Regions from separate parts of the Homo sapiens genome. Here region 2 is linked to region 1. Evidence: read pairs that join two places in POLR2A ChIA-PET (ENCODE). Cell type or tissue: GM12878. All regions are shown on one strand.

The links. ChIA-PET counts read pairs that join two places held together with the same protein. Peaks named below come from ENCODE experiments on the same cell type or tissue, not always from the same donor. Only the 100,000 strongest peaks of a DNase experiment are listed, where the experiment ranks them.
Region 2: POLR2A ChIA-PET joins it to region 1 with 5 read pairs; 3 of 35 experiments call an interaction of 5 or more read pairs at or near these places.

The regions. Positions count from the first base shown.
Region 1 is chr19:5,275,677-5,278,176 of GRCh38, forward strand. All of the region lies in intron 2 of PTPRS (protein tyrosine phosphatase receptor type S), which reads right to left. It also overlaps the pseudogene RPL32P34. Among named protein-coding and RNA genes, the nearest start is that of PTPRS, 64 kb to the right of the region's middle. In GM12878, no CTCF peak of the experiment used is centred here; a DNase peak (open chromatin) is centred at 1,295.
Region 2 is chr19:5,333,833-5,336,332 of GRCh38, forward strand. The region is part of intron 1 of PTPRS (protein tyrosine phosphatase receptor type S); the gene reads right to left. Among named protein-coding and RNA genes, the nearest start is that of PTPRS, 5.7 kb to the right of the region's middle. In GM12878, a CTCF peak has its summit at 2,016; no DNase peak of the experiment used is centred here.

The DNA.
Region 1 (2,500 bases):
GCACCTGTAATCCCAACTACTTGGCAGGCTGAGGCAGAAGAATTGCTTGAACCTGGGAGATGGAGGCTGCAGTGAGCCAAGATCATGGCACCACACTTCAACCTGGGCGACAGAGTGAGACTCCGTCTCAAAAAACAAAAACAAAAACAAAAACCAGCCTGGGGTCTCACTATGTTGCCCAGGCTGGTCTGGAACTCCTGGCCTCAAGTGATCCTCCCACCTTGGCCTCCCAAGTAGCTATGTTGTCCAGCCTGGTCTCAAACTCCTAGCCTCGAGCAATCCTCCCACTTCAGCCTCCCAAGCTGCTGGATTTATAGGCGTCAACCACCATACCCAGCTCTGCCATCCCCATTTTACATGTGAGGAAACTGAGACACAAACCAGGCAAGGGACTTGCTTTGGCTGGACATGCACAGCCAGGCGGTGGCTGAGCTGAACGTGCTCCTTTGAACCAGCCTGGCTTTCACATCCACATTCTTCACCCTCCATGACGATCTGATGTATTCATTCAGTCTCTGCAATAAAGCCTGGAGTAGGAGTGTTTTTGTTTTTGTTTTTGTTTTTTGAGATGAAGTGTTGCTCTGTCACCAGGCCAGAGTGCAGTGGTGCCATCTCGGCTCAATGCAACCTCCGCCTCCCAGGTTCAAGTGATTCTCCTACCTCTAACTCCTAAGTAGCTGGGATTACAGGCACGCACCACCACGCCTGGCTAATTTTTGTATTTTTAGTAGAGATGGGGTTTCACCATGTTGGCCAGGGTGGTCTTGAACTCCTGACCTCAAGTGATCCACCTACCTTGGCCTCCCAAAGTGCTGGGATTACAGGTGTGAGCCACTGCGCCTGGCCTGGAGTACGTGTTTTTTTTTTGTTTTTGTTTTTTTTGAGACAGAATCTCACTCTGTTGCCCAGGCTGGAGTGCAGTGGTGCGATCTCGGCTCACTTCAAGCTCCGCCTCCCAGGTTCACACCATTCTCCTTCCTCAGCCTCCCAAGGAGCTGGGACTACAGATGCCCGCCACCATGCCCAGCTAATTTTTTTGTATTTTTAGTAGAGATGGGGGTTTCACCGTGTTAGCCAGGATGGTCTCGATCTCCTGACCTCGTGATCCGCCCGCCTCAGTCTCCCAAAGTGCTGGGATTACAGGCGTGAGCCACCAGGCAGGTGAGTATGCCTATTTTAACATCCTAGAGCAACCTCATCAAGCTGCACCTGGGACAGGCTACAGTATCTGTGGAGAATTCATTAACATTGTTTCCTTTTTATCGACTATTTTTACAGTAACCTTTGCATCTCCCAGAGGGACACTAGATTTCCGGTCACAGTACACAGTAATGTTACAATGTATCCCCTAAGATGAATGGAGCTACTGCTGAGTTTTGTGTTTTTTTTTTTTTTTTTTAAGAGACTGAGTCTCGCTCTGTCGCCCAGGCTGGAGTGCAGTGGCGCGATCTTGGCTCACGGCAAGCTCTGCCTCCTGGGTTCATGCCATTCTCCTGCCTCAGCCTCCCAAGTAGCTGGGACTACAGGTACCCACAGCCACGCCTGGCTAATTTTTTTATTTTTTTTCCCCGAGGGCTGCAACATACTTACAAGAGCCCTTAGGAAGCAGCCTATATATCCAATAAAAAGGAACTGATCAAGTGAATGCCAGGCTATCTATGCAGCAGAATACTACATAAGTATAAAAAGGGGGAAAAAGCCGGGTGCGGTGGCTCATGCCTGTAATCCCAGCACTCTGGGAGACTGAGGTGGGTGGATCACGAGGTCAGGAGATCGAGACCATCCTGGCTAACATGGTGAAAACCCCATCTCTACTAAAAATACAAAAAATTAGCTGGGCGAGGTGGCAGGCACCTGTAGTCCCAGCTACTCGGGAGGCTGAGGCAGGAGAATGGAGTGAACCCAGGAGGCGAAGCTTGCAGTGAGCCGAGATCGCGCCACCGCACTCCAGCCTGGGCGACAGAGTGAGACTCCATCTCAAAAAAAAAAAAAAGGAGGAAAAGCCTCCCTTCCTCGGCGCTGCCTAAGGAGGTGGCAGCCGTCTCCTCCTCAGCATCATGGCCGCCCTCAGACTCCTCATGAAGCCCAAGATCGTCAAAAAGAGGATCAAGGCGTTCATCCGGCACCAGTCAGACCAATATGTCAAAATTAAGCGTTAACTGGGGGAAACCCAGAGGTATTGACAACAGGGTTCGCAGAACGTTCAAGGGCCAGATCTTGATGCCCAACAGTGGTTACGGGAGCAACAAAAAACAAAGCACATGCTGCCCAGTGGCTTCCGGAAGTTCCTGGTCCCCAGCGTCAAGGAGCTGGAAGTGCTGATGTGCAACAAATCTCCCTGTGCTGAGATCGCTCACAGTGTTTCCTCCAAGAAACGCAAAACCAACGTGGAAAGGGCCGCCCAGCTGCCGTCAGAGTCACCAACCCCAATGCCAGGCTGCGCAGTGAAGAAAATGAGTAGACGGCTCGTGTGCATGTTTTGTGTTTAAATAAATGTAGA
Region 2 (2,500 bases), 58 kb after region 1:
GATGGAATGAATGAATTAATGAACTGGTGAATATTCGAATGAATGCATGCATGCTCGCTCGCACACCATGCTTGTCAACCGATCACTTTCCTGAGTGCCCATCAAATGACTGCTGTTAAACCCCCAAATCCCCCCCAAACTCCCCCCTTTGGTGATCACTCGGGCCCACCAGGGGCTCTGGAAGTTGGGAGCCACATGTGGAGTCCCTGGAGTGCCTGGAGCTCCCAAGGCAGCCACGTGTCCTCCCTGTCCACCATCCAGGCCCCCTGTGGTTCAGCTCCCGCCAGTCGCCCAGTCCTGCCGCAGAAGTGGGGCGGCCTTGATTAAGCAGCCAGTGAAGGGGAACGCCCCAGTTTGCAGTGGCTGAGTCATCCTGACATCTCCCTGGTGCTGGACCCCATCGGGGGGCTGAGGGCGGGGTAGCGGGGCGCGGGTGGACACTGGAGAGCCCCTCTTGGGCAGGTCCTTCAACATATCAGTGTAGCTCCCATGTTGTCAAAAATAATAACAAAAACAGAATAGAGGTGGCAGCTACATTCTAGGTGCCGTTCTGAATCTGTGCTTACACACGTTAACTCATTTCTTCCTCCTAACAATCCCTCAAGGTGGGCACTGTTACTCTTCTCCATAGACAGATGAGGAAGACGGAAGCACAGAGAGGTTGAGCAACTTGCCCCAGGTCACACAGCCAACAAGTCGGCAGAGCCGGGATTTGAACCCCATGCAGCCTCAGTCCAGCATCCTTGCTCTTAACCTCTGAGAAAAGGCAGTCAAGAGCCCTGGGGTGTGTGTGTGCGGGGGGTGTCTCTGTAGCGATTCAGGTGGCCCCCGCAGCAGATGGACTGCTGTCCAAACAAACATCCCTGACAATCGGGCAGAGCTCCTTCCAGGCGTTAGGAATCCAGGTTGTGGCAGCCAACAGCTTGTGGGCTGTGTGAAGTGACCTCAGGCCAGTGAAGGCCCCTCCCTGTGCCTCAGTTTCCCTCTCTGCAAAATAGGGCTCAGATCACAGCAACTCCGCTGACAGGGGACGGCAGGTTGGAGGAGACAAGGATGCTACTGACTTGCTTACTTAGCAGAGGGCCTGGCACGGGGCGCCAACTCTAAATAGTCGGAGCAGCTGTTATTATCCCCCCGACATCCCCTCATTTGCTGATCACGGGGGTTAATTATAAGCGGCATTAAATTATACACACACAGACGCGCCAACCTCGCTTCCCCAGAACCCCTGAATTTCCGCAAACTCTCAATTACCCACGTGACAGCGCGACGATGGGCCATCCTCCCAGCCTCTCTCCCCACAGCCTGCCTCATCCGAGGGTCCCAGGCTTCCAGAGCCATGGCTTCTCCGCCCGCCGGATACCCCTCTGGGTGTCCAGGAGCGGAAGGAAGGATGCATGCGACTGACTGCGGACGCGTTGAGAGCCAGGGGAGGCATGTTTACCCACAGCATCTCATGTCAAGGCTCGCCGCGACGCAGACTGCGACTGTACTGATCTTAGAGATGAGAGAACACAGAGAGGTCAGGCAACCCGCCCTAGTTTGCACAGCTCAAGTGAGGAGGGTGGCTCAAGTCAGGGCTCTGACCTGGAACCCAGAGGGGTAACCTCATTCTGTAAGTGAGGAAGCTCCTGCACGGAGAACTGAAAGGGAAGAGGGGAAGTCATCCAGGAAGGAAGGAAGGCAGGCAGGCAGGTGAGATCTGGGAGAAAAAGGGGAATTTTCAGTTCTCCAGGTAGGGGGAACAGGAGACAGCTGGCCCTTCCTATAAGGGGCTTATGGCAAAGATCAAAAACAACTTAAAAGGAGCAAGGCCACCCAGATAACATAAAGAGTACGAGATGAAATCTGTCCCCATGAAACGGGACATTTGTGATCCAGCCCCAGTTACGGCGATGGGGACCGGAGGAGGGAGTCCCCATGATCCAAAAATCCAGGCTCTGAACCCCCAACCAGGGTGGGATCCGCGGGAATCAGAAGGAAACAGGAAGCCGCACAGAAACCTGGGTTTATTTTCAGATGTGGAATATCCCCTCGGCCTCTGCGGGGCGCAGAGGGTGCCTTGATTCCGGGGAACAGAAGAGGGGATTCCACGGCTAGCCCAGAATAGCACCAGCCCCAAGGTCCAGTCTGGCCAGGCCACGATGTTGGGGGACCGGCAGCTCCATGGAGGAGGAGGAGGAGGAAAAAAAAAAAAGAGAGAGACAAAAATAAAGCGATGTGAAAGTGGAGGGCCTGTCCGTGAATCACTCCTACCCGTTAATTTTCGCCTTTGGAGAAGTGTAAGCCAATTGATTTTTCAAATTCCCCACACACAACCCCCTCCCCAGCGCTTCTCAAATATCAGCCAGAGACAAGACAGAAATGGTACGTCGGGTTTTTTTTTTTCTTCCCTTTTTGGTTGAGAGTCTTTTCTTTCCTTAAAGGAAAAGGGGGGGGGGCGGGGGGGAAACCACACACTCCACACTCTTGAACCTCAGGGTTAGAGAGACCCAGGTGT